Linked DNA regions of Homo sapiens: region 2 is linked to region 1. The links are chromatin contacts, found by Hi-C or POLR2A ChIA-PET in ENCODE. All regions are on one chromosome and are shown on one strand. Each heading gives the region's core, a stretch centred on a gene start or an enhancer-like site at or near the end of the contact. The rest is flanking DNA. Distances are from core to core; before and after follow the strand shown.

Region 1 (4,297 bases), core at 290-2,789:
AGTTCCTAGAGCTCGAAGGAGAAAGAATTGTGGAGTGCAGGGCCACCTTGAGAGGAGTCATGCTGGGAGACACACACACAGCTATGTGCTGGAGCCACCTCATAGGACACATGAGAGCTGACTGCATCTTTTCCCAACTTGTATTCAATGATGTCACACTGGTAGCCTAAAATCGGTCATGGTGGGAATACGGTACCATGGTAATCAGCAAATACTGTAAACCAGAACTTTTTTTTTTTTTTTTGCAGAAAGCCAGTTAAACATTTACTAGCACACCACTAGGCATAGACAGACTGAAGCAACCTCTTAAGGTGGTAGCTAAGAGAACTCACACCCAGACCCTACTCTCTCAAGGCAGAGGGAGGACGAAACTCAACCAGGAAGCCAGAGAACACAGGAGCCACTCTACATGCTCTACACAAACCATCCCCTGGAAAAGATAGCAGGGTACAGACTAGAACCGCATAGTAAGGCTACCTATCATGAATGCACTCCTGCCTGGGTGACAGAATGGCTCTCCAGTGTCTTCTTCAAGCAAGTGTGTCGACAGTGATTCAAGTAACTGAAAGAGAAACCAACAAAGTATCATTTGTCGCAATATCTCAATTATTCTCTTTTAACCATCCTTATCACTCTTGATTTTCCACATCAGTGGGGGGAACTTTGGCAGACAATTGAAAATATCACGTTTTCCGGTCAGGTCAGTGAATGAGTTTTGCTTTGTTTTGGTTTTTATAAACAATGGAAACTGACCCTGGCTAAGTTAAGAGAGAAGAGAAAGATGTGGGACAGCTCCCAGAATGAAAAAACAACCTGAAGAGTGAGACTCAGAAAGAGCAGCCCTGGGGTAGAAAGTGGTTGATGATCTCTTCAGAGCATCATTGTTGAAATCCTGGTCCTTTTTTTTTTTTTTTTTTTTTTTTTTTTTACACAGTCCTTGACTTACCCTGCTCAAGATACACTAGTCTAGAATAAAATTTGATTGGCCAACTCTCTTGGCAAGAAGCAAGTTTCCTTAACTAGCAGTCCCACTGGGACTGCCACAGTGAGGAGCCATTAGTTCCCAACAAGCAACTCACAGTGCTCTTAGAAAGAGGAACAGGAGCTGGGAAGCCAAGGAGCAGCAAACGTCCTCAACAATCTGGGACACGACCTTGCTCCAAGGTCCCTCCTAAGTTGCAGGTGGAGGGGAGCAACATTCAGACCAGTAAACTGGAAGTAATTGAGAATTAGTTGTTCTTTTAAAATCTTCAGGCATAATGTCAATAATTCAGAATGCCATAGAATCTGACATTAGAAGAGTTAATGTTTAAAAATCAAAGGTATTAACTAAACATTGGAACTAAAATAAATAGGAAACTGGAAGAAAAGCTGAAATGTGCTCCTGTATAAAAGGAAAATCAAAGCCACTGTTGTGCCATATCTGATGACCACATAAGTATGTAAGCATTGTGAGTTTGTATGAGACTTTCTGGTACACATTGGTTGTAAATATGAGGTCAGAGAAAATTCTTGGCTTCGGCAGGACACAGTGGCTCAAGCCTAGGAGGCCAAGGTGGGCGGATCACATGAGGTCAGGAGTTCGAGACCAGCCCAGCCAACATGGTGAAACCCCGTCTCTACTAAAAAAACAAAAATTAGCCAGGCATGGTGGTGCATGCCTGTAATCCCAGCTACTCAGGAGGCTGAGGTATGAGAATCGCTTGAACCCGGGAGGCGGAGGTTGCAGTGAGTCGAGATTGCACCACTGCACTCCAGCCTGGGTGACAGAGTGAGGCTCTGAGAAAGAAGGAAAGGAAGGAAGGAAAGGAAGGAAGGAAGGAAGGAAGGAAGGAAGGAAGGAAGGAAGGAAGGAAGGAAGGAAGGAAGGAAGGAAATTCTTGGCCTTTAGGGCTGTGGGTCCCCCTGGTCTGCATTGTTCTGCTCTCTCCACTCCTCCAAGCCCTGCTGTCCTTCAAGACTCAGCCCACATGTTTTCCCTCTGAGTCTTCCTGGACCAAATCCAGCCCAATCCATGATTAGTGTTTGTCATCTATGCCTTGTACTTGGCACTTTTCAAATGTCCCCTTAGCTTGTTACACACATCTTAGGTATGAGTCCTGATCTTCATTTAAGGTTCAAGAATATTGGAGGCAGGATCTCTGTCTGACAATGATAAGTTGGCTGTTGGAGGTTTACTACAACTTTATAAAAACTTGATCTTTCTTTCTTTTTCTAGTTCCTCTTCTTCCTAACCTCAAAAATATGAACCTTCACAAACGCTTGCCCTTCTTCTCTCTTTTTTCTACCTCACAATGTTATGTGTTAAAGATTGATTAATGAGAGTATACATATGAAAGCCCAGGAAGGACTTAGGTGCAGATGTTTTAATTTTGTATGATGCCCTTCCCACTACAAGGTCCCCCAAGCACATGCACATCCCTGTAATGCTTACTAATATTGATAGTATTTGCCTCATGCTACATGTACTTTCTCAATGATCTCATCTACTTGGGTAGTTTCACTGTGATCTTTTAGGGGACAACTCCCCTTCTGCCTCCAGCTGACTCATCTCCCAGCCCCAGGCCTGTATTTCTGATCAGTTGTTCTGTATCCATCTCAGACTCAGCACATCCTGAATTGAACTTATCCTTCCATACAAGCCTAGTCCTTTTCTTCATGGAAGCACTGGATCTCAAGTCATAACTGTGCTAGATGTGAGTCATACTTGAAGTCTCAGAAACATTTCAGCTCCAGAATCCCCCTCTCACCCTCCCCTACCCAATATTGGTTGCCAAATCCTGGTTGAGCCTCCCAGTCTTCCTAACGTTCTATTTTTTCTGTATTCCCATGTCCGACCTTCATTAAATTTCAACTCCGCTCCCCCACAACCATAGATCCAAGCTTTTAGGCCTCCTGGTGTTACATGTCAACAAGCTATCCACAATTTGTAGCACCAACCAAGCTTTCTGGCCTCATCTCTTCTGTAATCCTCAAATCCAGTACCATCTCCTTATTTCACATTCCCAGAATACACCCTCCACCATCACACAATTAACTTGGCTGAAGCAATTTCCTTTGTCTTGAGTGGTCTTGCCACAAGGATCTTTATAATCCTGCATCCTCCAAGACACCTTAGAAATTTTACCAACTAAAATTAATTATTCCTTCTAATAGTAATAACTGCCCCTTATAGAGAACTGAATATGTGCCAGGGCCTTGACATACATCATCACATTTAATCCAGACCACAACCCAGCGAGTTAGTTATTATAGGTCCACAATCCCTTATCTAAAGCCATGAGGCCAGTTGTGCTTTCAAATTTAAAATGCCTTGTTTTTCAGAAGGGTAATACACTGGTATGTATCTCGGTTTCCCCACCTGTAAAATGGAGGATAAATACAAGCACAGTACGTCCCTTATGGGATTGTCGTGAAACAGGCAAGGTGTCCCTTCTAGAAGACCCAAGTGAAATTCCCATTCAAATGCATTTTTTGGGGTCTATTTGTTTGACCGTGATTTTGGCTTTTGAATAATGTGTTACTGGGGAAATGAATGGTTCTAACTTTACAGTTTCCTAGATGTAGCAGGAAGGTGATTTGAGCCTTCAGTTTCATTGCATGTTGTGTTTCTTTTTTTTTTTTTTTTTTTTGCAACTGTTACTTCTTTCTGCTACTTAGCCTAACCCCCCCCACCCTCCCTCCCCCCCTCCCCCCCCTCCCCACCATACTCAGCGTTTTCTATCAAAAGCCCAGGCCTCCTGCCACTGCAGTTAGAACCCTTTCTTCACTTTTCTGGCCTATTTTATTATTAATTCCTAACTTTCTCTGGCAAAAGAAAAATTATCTAGACAATGATTCGCTTCTTTGACAAAACCACTTCATGACAATTATACTAAGTTTTAGGAATTCAATGTAAGCATCACGAATACATTTTTTCCTTTTATATCACCATGGGTCTGGATGCAGAAGAGACCAAGAATTTAGCACTGGAAGAGACCTTGAATCTCAGCTAGCACATATGACCTGGGTTTGTCTAATTATCTATTATATTTGAGGAAATGAAGGAGCAGGAAGGTCTAGTGACCTGCTCAAGCTTGCATGACTAGTTAGCAAGACAACACTGGCTAGATCCTAGCTGATTTCACCCTGCATCTGCTTTCTGTCACTATTGATTAGTTTGTTTTTCCCAAAATTTCAAATAGAATCATACGGTGTGTGTTTTTTGTATCTGGCTTCTTTCACTCAGCATAATGTTTTCGAGATTCATCCACATGGTTGCATATATTGGAAGAATATGCTTTTTTATTGTTGAGTA
Region 2 (4,530 bases), core at 694-3,193, 140 kb after region 1:
TGAGGTCAGGAGTTTGAGACCAGCCTGACCAACATGGCAAAACCCCGTCTCTACTAAAAAATGCAAAAATTAGCCAGGTGTGGTGGTGCATGTCTATAAGATTGGAAAAGGCTGTTTTTTTTGTTTTGTTTTTTTTTTCCCCATATATTCAGTACCAGGAAAGAACTATAGTAGAGCAAGGAGGACTTTTTTGTGAAGACATTTGTTTATTGATCAAAACAATAGGGTGCATCATGGTTGGGTTAAGTGGATTTATCCATAGGTCAGAGTTGGAGTAGAGGGAAGGGAAGAATGCAGAGTCCCCCCATAAGGAAGCCCTAAACATTTATTTACTTATTTTTTAATTTTTTAGTTTTATTTTTTTGAGATGGAGTCTCTCTCTGTTGCCCAGGCTGGAGTGCAGTGGCACCACCTTGGCTCACTGCAACCTCTGCCTCCCAGGTTCAAGCAATTCTCCTGCCTCAGCCTCCCGAGTAGCTGGGATTACAGGTGCCTGCCACCACGCCTGGCTAATTTTTTTTTTGTATTTTTAGTAGAGACAGGGTTTCACCATGTTGGCGAGGCTGGTCTTGAGCTCCCGACCTTCAGTGATCTGCCCATCTCGGCCTCCCAAAGTCCTGGGATTACAGCGTGAGCTACTGCACCCCCGGCAGGAAGTCCTAAACCTTTTAAATGGCAAGAGTTGAGAGAGAAATTATGACGTGATCATCATTTTTCATGCCAGGCTGTGAAGAACAGCAGCTTTGCGTAATTGAGAGAATTTCACAGAACAGCATGTATTTTGTCTCTGTACCTTGAGGCATAAATTAGACGTGATCAAATCCAGATCTAGCTAATGCACTGTGCAAGGTGCTCTAAATGCCTATAAGCCATTTTTTTCGGCTTCCTGTCTTCTGTTTTCTAAATAGTGAAAACTTTTCACCAAACTTCCTGCATTTCACCTTTTGTCCTCCATGTCTGATTTCTTCCTCTCTCTGAGCATTCAGACAGCTTCAGAAATAGTCTCATGGTAAGGCTTAGGCTTTCGAGTCAAACTCCCGGGAGGAACTCCTGGTTCTTCTTCCCCATGGCTTGGGAACTACAGACAGGTGAGGGTCTCCACACTACAGTTTCTCACTTCTAAAGGGGAAGTGAAAACAGGATCTCTCTTACTCGTAGTACTTTTGTAAGGATTAAATGATACAAAGCAAATAAAACACAATGTGTCTGAAAATAATGAATGCTCAATATGTTATTAGTCCTTCTGCTACTATTATTTAATTTTTTCAACTAATGGAAGGAAAACTGGCAGCTTTACTGTAACCATACCCTCATTCCCCATTTCTCTTCTGGTGTCCCTATATCTGGGCAGTACCAAAGTGTAATTCCCTTCTCAGATATGGAAGCACCTACATACACTTTAACCTGGCTTGACTCTCTTAATGGAAGGAATGCCCACCGGAAGTTTCATCATCTTTTTTTTCAACATGCTGGGTGCACAATTTTGTCTTCCCTTACATATATCAGGAACCCCAACAATCGTCCATTAGGTAATTGGTGATATTTCTTGAAAGATTTTGGTTTTTGCTGAGTTTTGTTCATTTTCAGGTCAATGAGTCTGTTAGCTTCAGCTACCTCTGTAACACACATTTATACATGCATATTTGCAGTTCACACACTGGCACACACACTCTGATTTGTAAACACGCTTCAGACTAAAAAATTCCTCATTTTACAATGATCTTAGTTACCTTGGTCATGGTTAACTGGTTATTATCAAAACAGGCCTATAGGCTATGATCAGCCCTCAGTTAACCTGGGAAGTGCCAGTTCTAGCAGAGAGGCAAAGAGGGAATTAACCTTGACCCATTGAGGCATGATGGAGAACAGCCAGTCCTTGGGCTTCGTGATAAGAAAGGTCTTTTTAATGACGGAAAGCAAAATACCACAGCAATTACCCGGGGTCAGGTATGGAAAGTACTCATGAGACTCCACAAAGTATATTTACCTAAGGCTTTAATAAAGACAGGATACAGTACAGCAGGGGAAAGAAAACAAGGCAAACGTTCAAGAGGTCTGGGATATTCCAGGTCCTCTGTCATCTGACAGAATGCTCTTTGTCTTTGGATCATGATCCATCTAGATACATGTGAGTGAGATCACTTGGCCTAGACAAATAGGTCAGTGGAACAGGATAGAGTCCAGAAAGGGACCCACGTTTATATGGTCACTTTATTTTTGACCAAAGGGCAACGGCAACTCCGTGGAGAAAGAACAGGCTTTTCAACAAATGGTGCTGGAACAATTGGGTACACACATGTGAAAAAATGATCTTCGATCCATACCTCATACCACATGCAAAAATGAATACAAAGCAGATCATAGACTTAAATGTAAAACCTCAAATTATAAAACTTCTAGAAGAAACACCAGACAAAATATTTGTGACTAGAATCTGCATTTTAACAAGATCCCTAGGTTATTCTTATGCACATTAAAATTTGAAAAGGACTGCCTGGCACTATAAGGTGTGTTAGTTTTGCAGGTGAAAACTGGGGATGGAGGAGGAACAGTTGCCTAAGCAGGAGGCCAGCATGTGCAGGGACATAGAGGTATGATGAGTTAGGGCAGGGATTTCATTGAGCAAGTTCATGCAAAAGGTTTTACCAGTGTGCAGTGAAATTTTTAAAAAAGGGGATGGGGCAATGCAATGAGCATTTTATTTCTAGAATTAAATTTCTTTGTGTTTTAAAATGATAAGATCATGTTTTTCTTAACTTTTTGTAAAATGAAAGTGCTAGCAAATTGTAGATTTTGTTTTTGTTTGAAATAATTTTTTTTTTTTGGCAAATGAAAAGTTGGCAACCCTCTGTTTCACTCACTACCCTTTTAGTTGTTTTTGTTATTGTTTTTTTGACCTATGAAATCCAAATGTTTGTCAGCTACCATGTTAGAGAACTGAGTGTTACAGGAAAGAGGTCCCGATCCAGACCCCAAGAGAGGGTTCTTGGATCTCTTGCAAGAAAGAATTCAGGGTGAGTCCACAGTGCAAAGCAAAAGCAAGTTTATTAAGAAAGTAAAGTGGTGAAAGAATAACCACTCCATAGACAGAGTAGGGCATTCCTGAAAGTAAAAGGAGGAATGCGTCCACCCTAGGTACAGTGCTTGTACATATAGGATAAAAAAGATAATGGGGAGATGTGCTCTGCTACAAGGGTTTGTGATAAAGGATTAATTGTCTTAATTACTGTATTTTGCAAGAATTGATATTATTTAAAGCAAAATTAGGAATGCTTTTGTTCTCAAGATATTGGGATATTAGGACACTCCCAAGTCTGGGTCTGTTTAGTAAACATTACCAGTTCTTTTAACCGTAAACATCTAGAGGCTAGGAATACCTAACTTTCTGCGAATGCAGCCCAGCAAGTCCCAGCCTCATTTTCCTAGCCCTCACTCCAGATGGAGTCACTCTGGTTTGAATGCCTCTGACAAGAGTAGTTTACTAATGGGGCCAGCGTTGGGCAGCTAGGGTGGATAGGGTCAGAGAAACAGACAGAGGTCAGATCCTGGAGGGCCTGGTAAACTATAGAGTTGAGCGTGGTCCTCAAATCTTTGAAGGTTCTGACATAATTAGATTTGGATTTTAGAAAGATGACTGCCAGGGCCTGGGTGAAGAAGGGATCAGAGAAGGATGAAAAGGAGTAAGGAGACCAGCTAGTATGCTCCTGGGGGTGGGGTATTAATGAGAGTGTGAACTAAGGCAGTACGGATAGCAGAGAAGACAGATTTTAGTCACATTAAGGAGGAAGAATTTGACAGGGCTGAGCAACATATTGGATGGAAGAGATAACTTTATTCTCTGCGTTTAAATTTTGGTGAATTTAGTATTCCCAAATAAGTGCAAGTGAGTGGATTTCTTAAAACTCTTAGATGGATTGATTTAAATGACTATAGAATGATTGAGCTTCCGTGCAGTGTAGTCCCTCAAAGACGAAAAGAAACTCATTAAAATGAGATCAGAGGGTTAATCCGTTTGCACACAAAAATACCCATTCATGAAAAGCTATGCTGTGTGAGTCAGAAAATGCTGATTTCATTCATTTTATTACCTACATAACTCCTTGAAAGTATGCTGGCTAGTAAAAATATTGGGCACTGCTAAACTTTTTGGATTTTTATTTTTGCAGGGCTTAACTTGATACTGATGCATAATATGCAGAGCAATGATTTACATGTTATGCTTCATTACGGAATGGCCTTTGGCGAAGGGACTATGTGGCTTATCAGCCTTAGCTCAAGCTCAAGATTCTTTGGAATTTCAGAATCTTTTTGCAGTTTGATAAATTCTTGAAGAAAATTTTAGAAAATAATTTAGTTACAGCTATTGCTTTTACCCCACTTTCCCCACAAAAACAAAAATAAGGGCTAATAAACAGAAGTTTCTGTTTCTATGGCTTCTCTGTGCATTTAATGAGTTTACATGTATGCTTTTTTTATTGTCACAAAATCAAGGGAGGTCAAGAATATAATGAATTGTCTCTGGCAAGAGAC

What was found. Hi-C counts contacts between places; a loop is a spot of excess contacts on that map. ChIA-PET counts read pairs that join two places held with the same protein, here RNA polymerase II (POLR2A). Pooled maps may share reads with other maps.
Region 2: a loop to region 1 is called in a pooled map, with 2.0 times the contacts of the local background. The contact joins two enhancer-like sites. A Hi-C loop is called at or near these places in 1 of 168 maps with a recorded cell type or tissue (A673) and 2 of 50 pooled maps. POLR2A ChIA-PET finds 5 or more read pairs at or near these places in 2 of 52 experiments (GM12878 and activated CD8-positive, alpha-beta memory T cell).

What each region holds. Positions count from the first base shown.
Region 1 is chr13:51,499,857-51,504,153 of GRCh38, forward strand. No RefSeq gene overlaps it. Among named protein-coding and RNA genes, the nearest start is that of INTS6-AS1, 49 kb to the left of the region's middle. RefSeq lists an enhancer at 2,644-2,793. Within about 2 kb of position 1,540, at least 3 of the 41 ENCODE cell types and tissues checked have a DNase peak (open chromatin) inside an H3K27ac peak, as active enhancers do; they include A673, where a contact is called at or near this core.
Region 2 is chr13:51,634,593-51,639,122 of GRCh38, forward strand. The region is part of intron 1 of WDFY2 (WD repeat and FYVE domain containing 2); the gene reads left to right. Among named protein-coding and RNA genes, the nearest start is that of WDFY2, 52 kb to the left of the region's middle. Within about 2 kb of position 1,944, at least 5 of the 41 ENCODE cell types and tissues checked have a DNase peak (open chromatin) inside an H3K27ac peak, as active enhancers do; they include A673, where a contact is called at or near this core.